Regions from separate parts of the Homo sapiens genome. Here all the other regions are linked to region 3. A link is a contact called in ENCODE Hi-C or POLR2A ChIA-PET data. All regions are on one chromosome and are shown on one strand. Each heading gives the region's core, a stretch centred on a gene start or an enhancer-like site at or near the end of the contact. The rest is flanking DNA. Distances are from core to core; before and after follow the strand shown.

Region 1 (3,253 bases), core at 526-3,025, 2.7 Mb after region 3:
CACATAGTTTTGAATACTAGTTAAGTTCTGTTGTAGCTTTTAGGGATTCAAAGCCATAGTCCCTGATGCCAAGTTGATACTTAATGGTTGCTTCAAGTGACTGGGGGATCCAGCATTGGCAATCACTTTGAACATCAGGGGTTTTTCCTGTATAAGCAGGAATTATTTATAGCCATACAAATTAAATTTCAGGGAAGGTGGGGTGGGTAGGGAATGACTAACATTATTGAGCACTATATGTATGTATATATGTATATGCCAGGGATTGTGCTAAGTACTTTCCACATATATTTATGTCATCTGCATAACAATCCCTATGCAGCATCTAGTAGTATCTCTATCTTCACAGAAGAGAAACCTGAAGCTCAGAAAAAGTGTTTATAAATTGCTTAAGAACAAATATCTAATAAATTACAAAGCCAAGATTTGGACCCAGCTGGGCCTGATACCAAAGATTATGTTCTTTGTATGACAAGGAGGACACAGTCTATGGAGCAGACACATAAATAATTAGGTGAATTTGCATTGTAATAAGTGCTGTAACTGAAGTAAATCCAAAGCAAATGGGCTTTCCATTACCTCAGTGCTTATATTGCAGTTTAAGGTGGAAGCAAAGCTGCGTAATGATCAAGATCACCCACAACGGAAACAGGAAGAGCTTGGTTCAAATGTAGCTCAGTGTGAACTTGAACAAGTGGTTCAATCATTCCAAGCTTCAGTTTTCTTATTCATAAGATTAAAATAATCAAGCTTATTTTAAAAATAAAATTAAATCATGCATATAATGTCATTAGCACCTTATCTGGAACATAGAACTTACTCAAGAAATTGTAGCTAATTAAATATAATTATCATCACTATTCAGTAGCCTCTTTCATCTTTAATACCTCGGCCTCTTCCAAACACCTTTAAAAAGTGTGACTATATTTGCTTATCTATATGTGTGATTTCATTTTGTGTTGTTGAAGGACCATTTGAAAGTTGCAGACACCCATAAAAATACTTTAATGTGAATCTTTTAAAAATAAGGACATTCTTGGCTGGGCACGGTGGCTCACGCCTGTAATCCCAGCACTTTCGGAGGCTGAGGCGGGTGGATCAAGAGGTCAGGAGTTTGAGACCAGCCTGGTCAACATGGTGAAACCCCGTCTCTACTAAAAATACAAAAGTTAGCTGGGCGTGGTGGCGGGCACCTGCAATCCCAGCTACTCAGAAGGCTGAGGCAGGAGAATCGCTTGAACCCAGGAGGTGGAGGTTGCAGTGAGCCGAGATCACACCACTGCACTCCAGCCTGGTTGACAGAGCAAGACTCCATCTCGAGAAAATATATATAAATAAGGACATTCTTGTGCATAGATAATGATATAATTGTCACCTAAAAAAAAGCAACAATATCCCCTAATATCCCTAATATGATCTAATTTCTAGTACATATTTAAATTTCCTAAATTGTTCCCAAGGACATTTTGAACCAGGATATACTCAAGGTTCATGTGTTATATTTGGTTGGTGTTTCTTTATTCTCTTTTAATTTTTATCAGTTCTTACCTCATTTCCAACCTTTTCTTGCTTTTCTTGACATTGTCTTTTTTGAAGAAGCCAGGACATTTGGCTTAGTACCAATTTCTGAACTTGTTTGATATTTTTCCTCAAAGTGTCATTTAACTTGTTCTTCTATCCTCTCTGTTATCTATACCTTGGAATGCAGGTCTTATGCCCCTATTGCTTTTAAGTGAAACATTGTGGCAAGAATGTTTCCAAGTCAATGCTACGTAGTTCATATTACTTCACATCAAAATTTCCATGACCACTTCCTCTTCAAAATATTGTGTGGTTTCCTAGCTATCTCTGAGGTCTGGCTAGACTAGTGGTTTCAACTCTGTCTTCACTTAGAAATCACTGGGGAGTTTTAAAAAAATATTTGTTCCTGAGTTATACCCCTAGAAATTCTTGACTTGGACAAAGGGATTGGTATTTTTGTAAAGCTCCCCAGGTGATTTTCATGTGTTAACTGGGGTAAAAAGGAACTGGTTTAGAATATAAGCTCTGAAAAGCAAGGGGTACACCTTCCTTATTTACTACTACATATTCTCAGAGTTGAGCAGATGGCTTGGCTCATAATTACTACTCAATATTACATGCTGAATTAATTAATTATTAGTTAATTAACATTCAGCTTACAGTCAACCTCATCTTCTTCCTTTCATACTTCTTCCTTTCATACTACATGGCGTACTATGAAGCCAACAGGTTAATTTTATAGCATCTTTAGAGAAATCACAATAGGCCACTGCTTTGCAAATTTCTGAAAACTACATATCAATGGGAAAAGAATCATTTTCAAACTTCTGAGAAAGGAAAAATGAGCAAACAATCATTCAGCTATAGTGTTACATTAGTTATGCTGCAGACAATTCACTCTCTGTTTTTCTTTTCACATTACCAGTTCTTCCAGTTCTTATTTTAATGACTGGTAGAAAGATTCCAAAATTACTTAAGGTGAAAGAAAGATCAGGAGTTTGTCTTGGTTGTAACTGTTGTTGTTTTAAAGATACTGAGCAAATTTTAACCATGTGGAGGAATGCTATAGAAAGAGAAGGATTTAGGGTATAGTTATACTTCTATTTGTTTGAATTTGACTTTGGCCAAATCCTAAGAACAGAATGAAAAAAGGTGTATGACTCATACGTGATTGCCACAATTCTACACCTGTAGCTTCAAATAAAAAGGAGTCAAGAATGAGTATCTTCTTGAAAAAAAAAAAGATAACCAGAGCAAATTTAGGAAATGATGAATATACACTTATTTACTGTACTGTTACTAAGTGAAAATCACTAATAATCCAATAGAAAATCAGAAAAAGACATAAACATACAGTTTGTACCTGAAAAGGCTTTTATACTGATAAAAAAGGGTCACTCTCACTCACAATAGCAAAATTGTAAATTAAAACTAATTCTGAGATCTTTTCCTTTAACTCATAAGATTTCCTTTAACTCATAAGAAAATCTACCATAGTGGAGGAATACGAATGCATATATGTTTTGATCAAATAATACCAACTAAGGAAAATTATTGTATAGATACCTTCCACTCATTATGTGAAATATCACATAAAGAACATTACTCATTCCATTATGAGAAAAGATTAGAAGCAACTATCCATCATTAGTGAATTCGATGAATAAATTGTATTTATTTAATAAATAAAATGTAATAACAGAATCAAACACTTTGCAGTATAATAGGAAAC
Region 2 (3,435 bases), core at 661-3,160, 2.6 Mb before region 3:
TCATGGAGAAAAACACTTGGAAATATCAACACAAACTCAGGCCCCAGCCAAGTTGCCTTACAGCCACCCCCTCACCCAGAGAAATGGAGACACACAGAGAATCTAAGGGCTGGCTATATGGGAACCACGGGGAAGATCACTCATCCTATAGGGCTCCTTGAAACAGCCTTTCAAGGCCATATAAGAAAACTCACATATTTACTATAATTGGATTGCTTTACTCTAGTCACCCAAAGCAAGAGTTTACATCCTCAAACACAGCTCACCATGGATTTGGACATGGACAGGAGTGGAGAAAGGATTCAGTTTCTTTTTTCCTTGAACATGATTGCTCAAAGGAAACTGACCCTCGAGACGCTCAGACAGTGGGCCTTGTCTTCCCTTGGCAATGTGAACTTTAAAAATTACATTATGCTTTGCCATGGTGCTTTTTGAAAAACTGCCTTTAACTGCCAGATTTCAGGTACTCACTTAATTACTTTTGGAAACTCAGTTAAAGGAAGATATCCATTGCCACCTGGAATAAAATAGCTTTACTGACTGGAGAGTGCAGTGATTCAAAGTAGACTAGGCCTGGGCTTTTTTATCTGGCCGCAGCAAGTGCAGACCAGTGGGAGAAATGAAGCGTGCAGTTATGGATGCTAACAAGAAAGGCTGCTGCTCCAGTGATTATTTTTCTTTTTTAAGGAAAAAATGATCCCAGTAATTCTCTTTTGTTCCTCTTTTGACACAGCTTGGTGGATGTGGGGGAAAGGGCAGATGAAATGACCAGTGAAATCAAAAGATGAAGTCTTCTTAAAGGACTGGCTCTCCAGCCCAATCATCTAGAGGAAGAGACAAGTTCAGATTCTTGTAGGGTATCTAAATGCATCTGTGCCTGAAAATTATGGCCGTTTGAGAAAAACAAGAATTCATGGTGAGACAAAGCAACACAGACTGTTGGTACAAGATACAAAGCCACTAAGTCAGCGTTCAGCAAAGACTGATGGATGAATTGTCACCCAGCCTAAAGGACTGGCCCAGCTACCAACTGCCCCTGCCCAGCCCAAGAGGGCAAGAACACAATAGACCGCACACCCACGTCTCATCCCCAGGCGCACACCACTTCAAAGGCTACAGCAAGCAGACAACATAACCTGCCTCTTCTGCGGTGTCTTTCATTCAGTTCTGTTTCTTCATGAAGTGGGAAGGAAACAAGTTTGGGCCCACCTGAGATTGGGGTGTAGACGGAAGGAGTGGGGAGAGATGCAAACGACAGAACACAACCGAAGGCCTTTTTAAAAGTCAGGATCCATAGCCTTACTTATCACTGTAAAGGGAACAGAGTCGGCTCCATCCTTCCTCATCCTTCTTTAACCCTCGCCTACCAAGCCCTGGAAGACAGGGACGCAAGAAGAGCTCTAGCGCGGAGGGTCTGCCTGAGTGCTGGTCTTTCCCATACAAGATGTAGCAGCAGGGATGGGAGGGTGAGCTGGACGACTCCACAACACACACACAGCCCGCCCCGCCTCACCTTCTCGATACTCTGGTCTACAGCCTTCTGGAAGACCCGGGCCACCAGCAGCGTGACGCTGGTCACCAGCAGGAGCAGGGACAACGTCCCCGCCGTGTAGAAGCAGCATCGGCCCATTCTGTGCGCCGCTCACGGGCCGGGCCGGGCCGCACCCGCCAGGGATCCAACTGCAAGGAGGGAGGAGCCGCCGCAGAGGCGTCGAAGACCCGGGACCCTTCGGCGCCACGCCCACGCCCTCCCGGCGCACGGTTCGTGCGCGCAGCTCTGGGCTCCGCGGCCTGGCGAGCGCGGCCCCGGGTGCACCGGGCGGATGGGGCCGCGGAGGGACGGGCCCGGACTCGGTTTCGGTTTCCTTCGCCGGGCAGCCGTGGCGCCCGCCTAGCGCAGCTCGGGAGAGTGCAGGGAGCGCGCAGGGACGTGACGTTCGCGGGCCGGGCTCGCCGCAACCCCGCGAGGCAACCGCCGGCGACTGCGCGGGGAGGCGGGCGGGGGCGGAGGCCGCAGTCATGTGCCCTGCGGCGGCGGCAGTGATTCGGCCCGCGCCCTCCCCGGCCGGTCCCCGGTGGCCCTGAGTGGCTGCGGCGCCTGAGCCAGGCCCGGCCTGGCCGCTCCCAGCGCCCTGCACCGCAGGCCCAGCGCTCGCCCCACCGAAATTGCCGAACCTGGTTCACACACTCATTTACTCATTCCGCAGATAGGTCTGAGGGCCTCCCATGGGCCACGCGCTGGGGATTCAAGGTGGCTGGGACATTCCCCTGCTCTAGAGGCGCTCGCAAGTTAGCGGGGACACCGTTACCGCAATTACAACACAATGTAGCAAGTGCTTCTACCAGGTGCCTGCTGAGATCATGCCAGCAAGCATGTTCTGCCTGGATGACCTAGGGCCCCACATTGAACTGGGGCCTGGGGGATGCATAAGTTTGTCACGTAAGGGGCATGTGCAAGAATGGAAGATGTGCAAAAAAGGGAGGAGGAGGCATTTCACGGAGAAGGAAACGGTGAGCAAAGGCATTGGGGGTGAAAGAGCAAAACCTGTAGGAAGCAAGAAGGAAGTTCCTTTTGACTGTAGGCTCAGGTGTTCAGGGGGTGGAGTCGGAGGTGTTGAGGCCCCAAGAGGTCAGACTTTGAAGGGCTCTTGGTATCCTGTTAAAGATGTGGAAGTTGGGAAGGAGCTTAAAGCAGGCATCGCTGGTGTTCTTGCCTGCTTTGCTCACTGTGGTGTCCCAGACACCCAGGACCAAGACCTGCACACAGCCAGGACTCAAGAAGTGTTCGTTAAATGAGTGTTTCTTCTACGCCAGCCCTTTACTAGTTTCTTTGCACAGTTCTACTCATTTAATACCCTTGGCAGTCCTATGAATAGGAGGTTGTGTTTGTCCCAGTCCTCCAGAAACAGTCCCAGATGGGGGTACTATGCAAGAGAGTTTTGAGGGAAAACAGGGAGCTGGACCTGGGATGCAGGTGTGATCCTTGTGAAGGAAAGAGGCAAGCAAGGAAGGAAGGTTGGGTGGAAGGAAGCATTTGATATATATACAGTCCATGTATAAAAAGTTCAGCAAGGCCATTGGGGTGGGGAATCCTTTAGCCAAATGGGCTTGTCCCAGAAGTCTGGCATCTCCCAGAAAGAGGCCCGCCTTAGTATCCCTGCTGTGCTCAGTCATGAGCTGGGAGCAGCCTTAGGAAGCTGGCCTTTGCAGCAACCTAGGGATAAATATCAGGGTATGGATTTCAGCAGAGCTCAGCAGTTGAGGCGGAGCCATTGGTCAGTTATGCTATCTACACTGCAAGATCCAAGAAGTACATTTTCTTGGCAACTATAGTGTATTATCCTCATTTTACACTCAAGAACACTGGGGCTCTGAGTTAAGTAACCTAACAAGCTCAACTGGTTGCTGAGTGGTGGATCCTGCTTGAACCAGGAT
Region 3 (3,129 bases), core at 424-2,923:
GTCTTGTTATGTTGACCATGCTGGTTTTGAACTCCTGGCCTCAAGTGATCCTCGTAAACTAACTTTGAAACTTATTATAGCAGGCTTGTTGTGATCAGGTGAAGTTATATCAGGCCCAAACTTTGTATGTTTGTCTGACTCCAGTTTTGAATTGCATGAAATGACTTAATCTTTCCATTATTCTGCTTAAAAAACAATTCAAATTTAGGAATGAGACTCCACAATGAAGCCCCACAGCAACGAAAGTGGTCAGCTTGTTTCTAAATGGAAATCCCCAACTGCCACACCACATCAATCATCTGACATATAATCTCACTTCCACTAAGCTGGAATCTACTTTAAACGTCAGGTCTCTGGATGAAGAATTTTAGTTTAGTGGGTTATGTAGCAGAAATGCCTAAATCCAGAGCACTATTTTAGTGTTGGCAGAAATAGCTTCTCTTCAAATAGCAGGGAAGAAAGAACAAGGATTTTAAGTTCAAAGTTTTTGTCTAAGCACATTTTCTAATGTTTCTACCCGTTATCTCATTAAAAAGAATAAAGAAATAGGGGTGGGGATAGAACCACATTCATCTACTTTCATAGAAGGTGCATACTGGAGTCCTGCAGATACAATTTATTTGATCTATATTTTAAAAATTAGGGAAATGCCACATTAGAAAACAGTTCCAGGTTTTTGGTTCTCTTAAGAAACTGGAACCTCTGGGCACAGTGTGTGTGCCTATCTTCTTTTGTGGAAAAGTAGGCTGGAGCTGAGAATTGGCTGCTCTCTTTACACAGGCTCTACAGTTTGCCATTCCCTACCACTCCTGAATGTTTTACACCCATATTTATTTTGTTGCTTCACCCTGCAGTCGGGAGACTCCTGCAGTTTATGAAATTGATACAACAGGGCTTTTTTTTTTTTTTTTTTTTTTGGTAGGGGGTGCAAATCTCTTTGATTTGAGGGGAACGCAGTGGTCGCTTTTGCTTCCAAACAGCCTTAAATCTGCCCGTTTTTCAACGATCTGACCTTACTTTTTCAGGGTGGCCAAAAGCACAAAATTATGAATCAAAGAATGGTCCCCAATTACCACGAGCCAGCTGTGTGACCTTGGGCGACTCCGTTAAGTTCTTTTAGCCAAGAGTGATGAATGGTCTGCAAAACGACCTTAATACCTGTTCTGAATACCCCCACATGGCTGTGGTACAGCAGGCGTGAGATGTTTAAAGTACTCCTAAGTAATTTATAAACTGCAAAACGCTTCCCAGCACAAGCGTCCGCTACAGAGCGCGACGACACCGAGCCGGTTTAGAAGTCCAGTTACTGGAATCCACTCCAGTTCCGTCCTGCTCCCACCTCCTACGCTCAGGGTGGGCGAGCGGAAGGAGACTCTCAAGGGAGAAGGCCTGGAAAACTGGCTAAGAAACGAAGCGAGAAGTTCCTCAGCAGGGGTAAAGTTGTTGGCGGCATTTTTAAGCCCCTAGAGTGGCACAGCGACTCCCGGTCGAGATGACGGACCCCGGTGCGTGACCAGCGCGGGAGCCAGTCCCGGGCCACCTCCCTGCTTGAAGTCGGGCCTGGCCAGTACCCTCCCGGCGCAACCCCGGACCCGGGACCCCCGACTTTGCCCTAGTCCCCAACCCCCACAATCACCTCCCTTGGTCCCCCTCCACGTGACAAGAGCCGGAACCGTCACTTCCGGCGGCGCGGGCAGCGCGCCTGCGCGGGTCGCCCGGCCTCAGTGAGCGGTTGGCAGCAGCGCCCCCCCCCCCCCCCCGCCAACGGCCACGAGTGGCGGGCGGCGCGGGTTCGGCCGGGGCGGCGGCGGCGCGACGGGCTGCGGTCCTGCGGGTTTGTGGCCTGAGACGTCTAGCCCACTCCCTGGAGGGGCCGGCCGCCCAGCCTCTTTCGCTCTCTTCCTCTACCCCGGCTCGCGCTCCAGGCGCTTAGTGAGGCGGCGGGACGCCCGGGGCACTGGCGGAGGCGGCGGCGTCGCCCCTGGATTCGGACCCGCCCCCTCGCGCCCCGCCCCGTCCCCGCCCTCCCCACCGCCCTCTGCGGGAGCCGGGCAGCTGCAGCGGAGCCGCGGAGCGGGCGGCGGGGCCCAGGCTGTGCGCTTGGGGAGCGCGGAATGTGAGGCTTGGCGGGCCGCAGCACGCTCGGACGGGCCAGGGGCGGCGACCCCTCGCGGACGCCCGGCTGCGCGCCGGGCCGGGGACTTGCCCTTGCACGCTCCCTGCGCCCTCCAGCTCGCCGGCGGGACCATGAAGAAGTTCTCTCGGATGCCCAAGTCGGAGGGCGGCAGCGGCGGCGGAGCGGCGGGTGGCGGGGCTGGCGGGGCCGGGGCCGGGGCCGGCTGCGGCTCCGGCGGCTCGTCCGTGGGGGTCCGGGTGTTCGCGGTCGGCCGCCACCAGGTCACCCTGGAAGAGTCGCTGGCCGAAGGTACGGGCGCCCGGGGAGGCTCGGACAGGCAGGTGAGGGAGGGTTGGGGTGTGGCGGCGGCTTCTCCGGGTCCTCGCCCTCCGGACTGACTCTTATACCCCATTCTTCCTCTGCTGCCGGGCCAGCGGGGGCTCCTAAAGAGTGGCTCGGGCTTTCTCTCTTAAGCTGGCTTTTCTTGCCGCTGGCTGCCCCGGCCGGTGCACAGTTCTCTCATGCCTAGTTTAAATCATTTTCTGTGCTTTTTGACGCGAGAAAATAGGTAGTAGACGGGCTAGGAAGTGGGTTGGTGTTACGATTGGGCCAGTGACTCATTAGAGGGTCAGATCGAACAGGGTTGAAGCTCCGTTCTGCCAGCTGTGGCTCAGACGGGTGTCATGCGTTGGCCTTTTCATCTAAGCCTCCACCCGCGCTGCAGGGCATAGGACCCTGCAGCCCCTGGTGTCAAGCTGGGCTTTGCTGCAGCTCAGTCATCTGTTGAAAAACAATGTATTTGTGTGCATGTGTGCGTGTTGGAGGTGATCCTTTGCTCTAAATTCAGTTAGTAGGTTGCACTGAGGAGCAGGTAAACTTGGAGCCCATTTATCTTTGTTATTTAGAATCTTCTCTGTTGGACAAGGTGCTATTCATGCCCTCCCAGTATGTCTCTTTGATAGTAGTTTAAAAGGTGATATAAAAGCAGGTTAACTTTCACTTAACGAGGTTTT

The links. Hi-C counts contacts between places; a loop is a spot of excess contacts on that map. ChIA-PET counts read pairs that join two places held with the same protein, here RNA polymerase II (POLR2A). Pooled maps may share reads with other maps.
Region 1: a map of tibial artery shows a loop between it and region 3 (30-fold over the local background). The contact joins the enhancer-like site here to the promoter of BMP2K-DT in region 3. A Hi-C loop is called at or near these places in 2 of 168 maps with a recorded cell type or tissue (CD4-positive, alpha-beta memory T cell and tibial artery) and 6 of 50 pooled maps. POLR2A ChIA-PET finds 5 or more read pairs at or near these places in 1 of 52 experiments (activated T-cell).
Region 2: a loop to region 3 is called in a map of CD4-positive, alpha-beta T cell, with 5 times the contacts of the local background. The contact joins the promoter of SCARB2 here to the promoter of BMP2K-DT in region 3. A Hi-C loop is called at or near these places in 1 of 168 maps with a recorded cell type or tissue (CD4-positive, alpha-beta T cell) and 10 of 50 pooled maps.

What each region holds. Positions count from the first base shown.
Region 1 is chr4:81,490,341-81,493,593 of GRCh38, forward strand. No RefSeq gene overlaps it. Among named protein-coding and RNA genes, the nearest start is that of RASGEF1B, 20 kb to the left of the region's middle. Within about 2 kb of position 1,776, at least 5 of the 41 ENCODE cell types and tissues checked have a DNase peak (open chromatin) inside an H3K27ac peak, as active enhancers do.
Region 2 is chr4:76,211,914-76,215,348 of GRCh38, forward strand. SCARB2 (scavenger receptor class B member 2) reads right to left here and starts at 1,911. Exons shown (of 12, transcript NM_005506.4): 1 at 1,514-1,911. The coding sequence starts at 1,630. It also overlaps a transcript of FAM47E not described here. RefSeq lists silencers at 1,312-1,716, 1,630-2,249.
Region 3 is chr4:78,774,297-78,777,425 of GRCh38, forward strand. It overlaps BMP2K-DT (BMP2K divergent transcript), which reads right to left and starts at 1,674. Exons shown (of 1, transcript NR_186689.1): 1 at 1-1,674. It overlaps BMP2K (BMP2 inducible kinase), which reads left to right and starts at 2,054. Exons shown (of 16, transcript NM_198892.2): 1 at 2,054-2,425. The coding sequence starts at 2,248. RefSeq lists enhancers at 1,290-1,920, 2,553-3,129 and silencers at 1,387-1,636, 1,727-2,396, 2,758-2,958.